3 separate regions of the Mus musculus genome follow, and regions 1 and 3 are each linked to region 2. A link is a contact called in ENCODE POLR2A ChIA-PET data. All regions are on one chromosome and are shown on one strand. Each heading gives the region's core, a stretch centred on a gene start or an enhancer-like site at or near the end of the contact. The rest is flanking DNA. Distances are from core to core; before and after follow the strand shown. Region 1 holds the start of Fxr2 (fragile X mental retardation, autosomal homolog 2). Region 2 holds the start of Nlgn2 (neuroligin 2). Region 3 holds the start of Mpdu1 (mannose-P-dolichol utilization defect 1).

Region 1 (2,700 bases), core at 136-2,635, 200 kb before region 2:
TCAAACTCCTGTACCATTGGGCCGCTATCAAGTTCTTCAAGTTTCTGATGGTGTCATCTGTGTTGCATTTAACCCTGACTTCCTTTCCAAGAAGGTTGTTGTTAGCAGCCTCAATCATTGTGGTGGCAGCTTAAATCTTGACGACACAACCTGTAGTTTGAACACTGATCCTATTTTATTTTGTTAAGTATTTATTTAATGTATATGAGTACACTATTGCTGTTTTCAAATACACCAGAATAGGGTACCAGTTCCCATTATAGATGATTGTGAGCCACCATGGGGTTGCTGGGAATTTAACTCAATACCTCTGGAAGAGTAGTCAGTGCTCTTAACCACTGAGCCATCTCTCCACCTCACACCCCTTATTTTTACAAAAAAAAAAAAAAAATCTGTTATACGTGTGGGTGACCACGAGTGATGTTATATGTATGATGTTCAGGAGACAACTTGCAGGAGGATATCTCCTTCCATTTTGTGGTCTAGGAATACAATTCCCGTTAAGCTTCGTATTCGAGCCATCTCTCTCTCTCTCTTTTGTTACTCCATGACAGTTTTTCCTGTATTGAATCCCCTCAGAATTTATGCATCAAGTTATGTGGCATTTTGTTTTTCATACGGCACTAAATTTACTAGAATACTAGTCAACTTAGGGCAAGCATGGTAATGACATGGCTGTAATTTTTGCACTTGGGAGGTGGAGGTTGGAGGACCTATTCAAGGTCATTCCCCCACTACCTAGTTAGTTCATGGTCAGCCTAGGACACAAGAGACCCTGTCTCACAAAACTTAAAAAAAAAAAAAAAAAAAAAAAAAAAAAAAGTCTACTTAAGCCAACAACAGTGACTCTTGATTCTCCTATGGATGCAGAGAGTCAACACATGCGCATGGACACCAAAGCCCAGCGCCTGCGCACTGGGCAGTTTTTGCCTTTTGGTTCCCCCCCCCCCCCCCTTTTTGGAGTGTGCGCACCAAGAAAGACAAAGGTGGTGAAAGTGACCAAGCAGTCATTCGGGCGCATGCCCATCCCTAAATTGCCCAGGCTCCATGGGGCTCACTTTGTGGAGGCGGAAGTCCAATCCGATGCAGCGAGCGCGGCCCCCCTCTCCCTTTGATTGGTTTGCTTCCAGTGTTGTGGGGCGGGGAAAGGAAGGGACAGGGACAGTGGAAGGTTGGAGTGGTACAGAGAGCGTTCGCCTCGTTCTGCGCAAGCGCAGAGAGGCGACCAGGAGGGGGCGTGAGAGAGTGCAAGAGAATGTGGAAGCCCTGACGCGCTGGCGAGCGGGAGCTGGGTCGCTAGCCTAGACGCCTGCGCCTTGGCCCTCCGGCTCCGCGCGCGGCGGGCGGGTGCCCTGTGCGCCTGCGCAGTAGGCGGCGGCAGCAGGGGGAGGTGGAGGCCGTGGAGCGGCAGCGGCGGGTCCCGGGACCGAGGCAGCAGCGGGGGCGCCGGCGGGCGGAAGCTGAGGTGACGAAGGCGGCGGCGGCGGCGGCGGCCGTTTCCCTCACGGTGGCGGAGACCAAGGCAGCGGCGGCGGCGGCGGACGGGGAGCGGCCCGGCCCCGGCCCCCTGCTCGTCGGCTGTAGCAGGGCCGCCGTGGGGCCGGCCCGGCTCCCGCCCCCCGCGGCTCCCCCTCCGGCTCCTCCTCCAGGGAGACGCCGGGGACCCGGCCCGGCCCGCACTCAGGGCTCTGTTTCAGCTGCTGCCGGGCCAGTCGGAGGTGGTGGCGGCGCCATGGGCGGCCTGGCCTCTGGGGGGGATGTGGAGCCGGGACTGCCCGTCGAGGTGCGGGGCTCCAACGGGGCCTTCTACAAGGTGAGACGGCGCGTCGACCCGGGCCACCCTCCTTAGCCCCCTCCCCCAGCCGAGGCAGGGAAGAGTGGAGCGGGATCGAGTTTCTGGAGCTTGGTCTTGACCCTTAGAACCTTCGACCCACGTTCCCACTCGAAACCCTCCCGTGGCGATCGTGGGAGTTAACCCTCGTGCTTTTATTTTGAGCTCGCTGTTACACCTGCTTTTATCAGCTGAAAACATGGCCATCAGGTCATTCCTGTGCGGGGATGGGAGCCCCGGGTCCCTTTGGAGAAAGCCCTTTTCCTAGCTTCTAATCGACTTTTCTTGTTTTTTTTTTTTTTTTTTTTTTTTTTTTTTTTTTTTTTTTTTAGTGTAGGCGATACTTCAGCTTTTAATCACATCACCCCTGCAGCCCAAGCACATGGAGGATTCGCATTCTTTTCCTACATGACCCCCTTGGGAAGGTCCACTGTCCCACATTAGGTCTTCAGGGAGCCTTCTGCCTACTGGCTCTAGACCATTTGCTCAACTTTTGGTCTTAAATTCCTGTTCCCAGGCTGACAAGAAATGGTCAAAACCCATCTGTGTTATTTAGCATTAGCATCTTTGGCCTCAGGTTTTTATCAGCCAGCCATAAAGTGGATTTGTTGGACAAGTTTGTCACCCACCACACCTATATTCCAAAATCACCTATGAGGGATGGATTCACGCTTATCTCTTTGACTCTAGATATATTTAGGTCATTCCTCTATCTTCTTGGTAAGTTTAAGCTTCACTGTCTCTCAAAGGCCATCTCAACAAGTTCTTATTCTAACAGATTTCTGCTTGTTGACAATCCTTCTGGAAAGAAAAAAAGTATCTTTCAGAATTGCTTCTTTAATCAGCTTTTTCTTTGCCTAAGATTTGAT
Region 2 (2,700 bases), core at 88-2,587:
TTCCTTGGCCTTAACTGGCTTGCTCCAGCTCTTGCCTTCAGTCTCTCACCCCTCAGTCTTTTCTCATTTCTGTCTCCTTGGTGTTTCTCATCGCTCTCTCCTCCAAATACCTTCTCTGATTTTCTCCCTCAAGTGCTCTCTCTCTCTCTCCTTTTTTCTATTACTCTCTCCCCCATTTTCTCTCTTCATCTCTGTCTGCCACATCTTGCTCCCCCCTCCTCCCGATCCCTCTGCCTTGCTCTTCCATTCCAGCCCAGGCCCGACTCCCCCAACCGGGGAGAGTTGAGGGACGGGGGCTCAGGCCGCAGCCCCCCCCCCTTCCTGCAGTGGGGAAAATGGCTTGGCCGGGAAGGGGAGAAGGAGGGGGAGGGGGAGATGGGAACACACGGGGTCTGTGGGCCCATTCAAAGGATCATTCATGGACTGGAGAGAGGCAGAGACAAAGAGACCAAGACGCAGAGACACGGCGAGAGCATCCTTAGGCGGAGACACGCAGACAGAGCAGGCTGAGGGAAACCAGGCGCAGGGAGGAATATGGGAAGAGGAAGACCCCAATGGACCGCCGCGCAGCCCCCTCCACCCAGCATGGCTTAGCTCCTACCTGGATCAGCCCTGGGGCCGTGGTGCCTCCATCCAGGGCTCCGAGCGGGGGGCGGACGGGTTTCAGAAGGGGGGCGGCGGCCTCTGAGCCCCCGCGGCCCCGCAGGCCCAGCCCCCGCCTGCAGCGCCTCACCCGGCGGGGGAGGGGGATCGCCCCAGCCCCGGGGGGCGGGGCCGGAATCCAGTCGATCCCCAGGAAAAGGAAAGCTAGGGTATAGGGTCAGAGAGAGCTCAAGAACAGGGAACCCCGCAGTGGGAAAGGCTGAGCCAGGAGGGAGCAATGGGACAGGACTAGATTGGAGATCCACTGGTTCTCTGGGATGGCTTCGAGGGACCAGGAGGCGGTTCAGGCGACAGATCCTAAGGGATCGGGTGCTGGAGGAGGAGTCCACGGCAATCCCTAGGGGCCCGGAGCCCCGGAGCGCAGAATCCGCGGTGCAGGGGCAGGGATCCAGCCGGAATCCTCGGGGAGGGGGAGGGATCTAGTCGATCCCGAGGGCGGGCGGGAGGGAGATCCGGGGAGTCAGAAGAGGGCGGGGGCCGAGTCCCGAGCCTCGAGGCAGAGGTCGGTGCGGCTCCTAGGAAGGAAGGCAAGGGCTAGGGGAGGCTTTGGGAAATGCTCAGTAGCCAGGAGGCCCGGACTCCTGGCTCTGCGCGCCAGGGCCCGCCCGCCCCGCGTCCATCCCAGCTCGAGAGTGATGATCCGCCGGCGGAGCAGCCGCAGCAGCCCCGCGCGTCACCGCGCGGCCGCCTCCCCCGCCCCCTGCCGAGAGAGCGGCGCACACCCCTCGCTTGCACCCGCCTGCCCACCCGCCCTCTGGAGTGTGGGGGGGGATTGAAGACAGTGAAAGGGGTGGGAGTGGACAGACGGACGGATGGACGTAGCGAACTAGAGCAGGGTGAAGACATCTCTCCCCCCGCCCCCCCGGATCTCCCACCCTCTGGGCTCTCCGGGTCTAGCAAGGGGGAGAACAGCTGAACTATAGAGGGCAGGGCATCACACGAAGAAGGCGGGGCCTCTAGGCACAGAGGCGGAGCCATCGTGGGATGGGAGGGGTTTGATGGCAATAGGTGGAGCTTAGAAATCCGTGGGGCCGCCCCTTTTGAGGAGTGGGTCTGGTTTGAAGCAGAACAGGAGGAGCCTGTAGAAAAAGGGGTGGAACTTTGTGGGGGACCGATATCTTTGCAAATTAGCTGGAGGTGTGGGGTTGGGGTGTCGAAGAGGCGATCAACTTGGAAAGTGGGCCAATCCGTGACGCAAATCCTCTAGTCCCACCCTCAACCCCGCCTCCCACTGCTCCGCTCCTCCGCTCCTAATTGGTTCTAGTTTCTCCGCCCGCCAGACATCTTCTCCATTCAACAGAAGTTTTACAAAGGCGTCTGTAAGGGAACCGGGGCTCTGAAATGAACATAGCCCTGATTGGGCATTTTTGGACCTTATTTGCATGGGCAATCGGGATTGGCTGGCTTGTTGGGTGGTCAGGGCGGTGTTGGTTCCGCGCGTGACCACCCACAGCTATGGCCGGGGTAGGGGCTGCTTTCCGCCGCCTAGGTGCCTTGTCCGGAGCTGGGGCCTTGGGTTTGGCCTCCTACGGGGCACACGGTCAGGGGACGTGGGATGCAGCTGGGCTGGGGGCAATCTTTGGGATCTGGTGCGGGGAGGGACCTATAGGAAGTGTCTTGTCTTTTATGGAATAGAGATCCCTTGGAACCCCGAACCTTCAAGTTTGTCTTTAGGTCCAAAAGCGTCTCAGTACTACATCTGTTTCCACCAGTCAGAAGCTTCCAGGGATGCAGTGTCTACTTAGGTGCCCCTGGGGTTTGAGAGGGTCTAAGCCAATACAGTTCTGATTGGTTTTGCATCTCTCTACAGGCGCTCAGTTTCCGGATGCCTACGGGAAGGAGGTGAAGTAACAGTTCTGGGACTCCTGGACTTGGCGCGATGTTTGGGTGTCCTTAAACTGGGAGGGGGTGGGGAGATGAATGGGAAGGCAGTCAAGTGTAGGTCTCTACTGCAAGGACTGCAGGCCTGTGGCTTGAAGACCTGGGGGAGCAGCAAACTGAGCCGTCAGAGGTGACAGTGTTAATGGACTTCGGTCC
Region 3 (2,700 bases), core at 30-2,529, 180 kb before region 2:
CATTTACTTCTTATCTTGGTTTTTCCAGACAAGGCTGCTCTGTGTAGCCAGCCCTGGTTGTATTGGAACTCATCCAGTTGCCTAGGCTGTCCTTGAACTCCCGCCTCTGGGTCCCTCCCAAGGGCTGGGATTAAAGGTGTGGGCCACAGTTCCTGGCAATTTCTCTAATTTTTTTTAAAAAACATTTTTCTTTCAAACCCTGTGTCCAGGGCTGATTTTCAATAGATTGCAGCGAGTGAGCTGAGCTGCTGCCTACAAAACCCTGATCCTGGCAATCTCTCTACCACTGAATCTTTGACCTGGTGGGCATTTGGCCCAGGAAGGCGTCTTGACTATTGTAAGCCAAAAGTCACTTAGAATAGAGAGATGGAGAAGGCTTATCAAAGGCCTTTGTAAAGAAAAAGGAAAGGAAAAGTGCTATACTCCCAACACTCTAGTGACTGAGGCAGGAGGACTGTTGCCAGTTCAAGGGCAGTCTGTGCCACATAGTAAATTCCAGAAGCTGGTGCTGGAGAGAGGGGATAAAAAAAAAAATTTGTGAGCCTCTGTCAGTTGAGTGCTTGGGGCGAAAGGAGGCCTACATGCCTGGCTGGGGTTTTAATTTTGTTTTATAAAATACGAGTTTTCCGCCGAGGATTGGTGGCACACACCTTTAATCCCAGCATTTGGGAGACAGAGTCAGGTGGATTTCTGAGTTCGAGGCCAGCCTGGTCTACAGAGCGAGTTCCAGGTCAGCCAGAGCTATACCCTGTCGGGGGGGGGGGGGGGGGTACGACAAAAAAGCTCCGAGTTTTCCAGCCTGGGGCTAGAGCCTGGTTAGCAGAGTAGCACATGCCGCCCTGAGTTCGACTCCCAGCCCAGAAAGGGATGAGGGTTGGGTACAGACTTCCGAGATTGTAAAACACAAATTTAACTTTTTTTCGGGAGACACCCCTTCATGCCCAAATATGGCACTTTTCCTATGCAGGGCCCCAAACACTTCCGCCCTCGTCAGAACCGCCTTCTGCCCAGCTTCGCGGTGACATTAATCGCCACTGTCACGCCAACTTACGGTTCAAGGCTGCTCCAGCTAGACCTTGAAGGCTGAAATAAAACTCACCATGAAGCAAGTCCCATTGCACGAAGAGCTGGTCGTAACATTTCTCAGGTAAAAGAATTGGCACCAGCAGCCCTTTGAACGGCCCGTCGGCCTCCCCCGCCATGTTGGAAAGCTAAGCTTCCGCCAGGCGGGACAACCCCCGCCATTTATCCGCGCCGCGCATGCGCGCCGCGCACACCCCGCCCTGCTGTCCCCGAGGCCAGGGCTGCTCTTCCCTCTCCGTGATGCTCGCCCGCCTCCTCTAGGGGACACAGGTCTCCTTCCCAGGCAGGCTTTTGTGCGCGCCTTGACGTTCGAATTTTAAAGCGTGTCCGCGTTTGGCGCCTGCGCTGTTAGGACTTCCTCACTTTTGTTTACGCTCTTGTTCTGAAAGCAAGGTCCATGCTGCCCCCTCGCCCTGTCCCCCCTGCATGTACGCCATCTTGTCTAATCTCGGCCAACTTGATAGTGTTTGAAGTTGAAAGGGAAAAGAGTTCGAGTCTTCAAAATGGCGCTAGCAGAAGCACTGCAGCTCTCTTTATCTTTCCTCTTGGTTTCTCCAGAGGGAATAGAGCCGCAAAAGAGCCATTCCGAGCTGGGCCTTCTTTCTGGTCCCCTGCTTCGTCCTCTGTCCAGATGTTAAGAGGATGACGGTGGGGCTGGTGAGATGGCTCAGCGGTTAAGAGCGCCGATTGCTCTTCCAAAGGTACTGAGTTCAAATCCCAGCAACCACATGGTGGCTCACAGCCATCCGTAAGGGGCGAGCTCCGCTGCAGGAGAGCAACCCCTGACACAACAGGGGACCTCAGTCTGCTGTGTCTAGGTGGGAACCCAGAGGGTGCGAGCAAAATTCCAGTATTTGTCTGGGAAAGGGCCCCTAGGGTTAGGCGAAGAGAGCCATCTACATTCCACCACACTGCCAGGACACCTACTCTTGGTTCAGGCTGTAGGGCATTCCTAAACTGTTTCTCAGTTCCTTGTTTTTGGGGGTGAGGGGAATGTAGTTGCTGGTCAGGGCATAATGTCACATGTACCTCTGCTGTGTGGGGGCTCTGGTCCAAGAATTTCTGTAACCTCATGGGACTGTTAAATTGGAAAGGCACCCATCCTTGGCTCCCATCCGTTGAACCATGTCCTACTATAAACAGTAGAATTTATACTTTGGTACAGTGGGTGGCTGTCTGAAAAATCCCTTTTTATATCTGGACAAGGGCAGATTGCAATTGCCACCGCTCCCTCTCCTTCTGGTACTCGGGGATGTGTTTGCGAGGCCTGAAGTTGTTCCTCGTAGCACAGCCTCATAGAAGTCGGCTGCACCAGTGGGCTCCTCAGTGAACTAGCCCCGGCCACAGTGCACATGGAATCTCATTGTTCAGTCACCACTTTTGAAATAAATTAATACAGCCACCTACTCATATTTTAGTTGTGTTGTACCTAGCTGCGCCCCGAGGGTCAGCAACAGGGTGTCAGGTCGGAATGATTCATTCTGTAAGGGACTAGGCAGCCATTGGCCCCAGAGGGAGGAGGGAATTTTGGCAGCTTCACCAGCAGTCACAGGACATTGAGGGATGAACCAATGAAGGCATTTGGTCACTCTCTGGTACTTTTGTCCCTTCTTGCCA

What was found. ChIA-PET counts read pairs that join two places held with the same protein, here RNA polymerase II (POLR2A).
Region 1: POLR2A ChIA-PET joins it to region 2 with 12 read pairs in embryonic stem cell. The contact joins the promoter of Fxr2 here to the promoter of Nlgn2 in region 2. POLR2A ChIA-PET finds 5 or more read pairs at or near these places in 3 of 5 experiments (Patski and embryonic stem cell).
Region 3: POLR2A ChIA-PET joins it to region 2 with 11 read pairs in Patski. The contact joins the promoter of Mpdu1 here to the promoter of Nlgn2 in region 2. POLR2A ChIA-PET finds 5 or more read pairs at or near these places in 3 of 5 experiments (Patski and embryonic stem cell).

The regions. Positions count from the first base shown.
Region 1 is chr11:69,631,586-69,634,285 of GRCm38, forward strand. It overlaps Fxr2 (fragile X mental retardation, autosomal homolog 2), which reads left to right and starts at 1,386. Exons shown (of 17, transcript NM_011814.2): 1 at 1,386-1,813. The coding sequence starts at 1,733.
Region 2 is chr11:69,836,447-69,839,146 of GRCm38, forward strand. It overlaps Nlgn2 (neuroligin 2), which reads right to left and starts at 1,338. Exons shown (of 8, transcript NM_001364137.1): 1 at 602-1,338. Tmem256 (transmembrane protein 256) reads left to right here and starts at 2,079. Exons shown (of 4, transcript NM_026982.1): 1 at 2,079-2,203; 2 at 2,474-2,505. The coding sequence starts at 2,119.
Region 3 is chr11:69,661,370-69,664,069 of GRCm38, forward strand. Mpdu1 (mannose-P-dolichol utilization defect 1) reads right to left here and starts at 1,280. Exons shown (of 7, transcript NM_011900.4): 1 at 1,100-1,280. The coding sequence starts at 1,202. Mir1934 (microRNA 1934) reads left to right here and starts at 1,674; the gene lies at 1,674-1,756.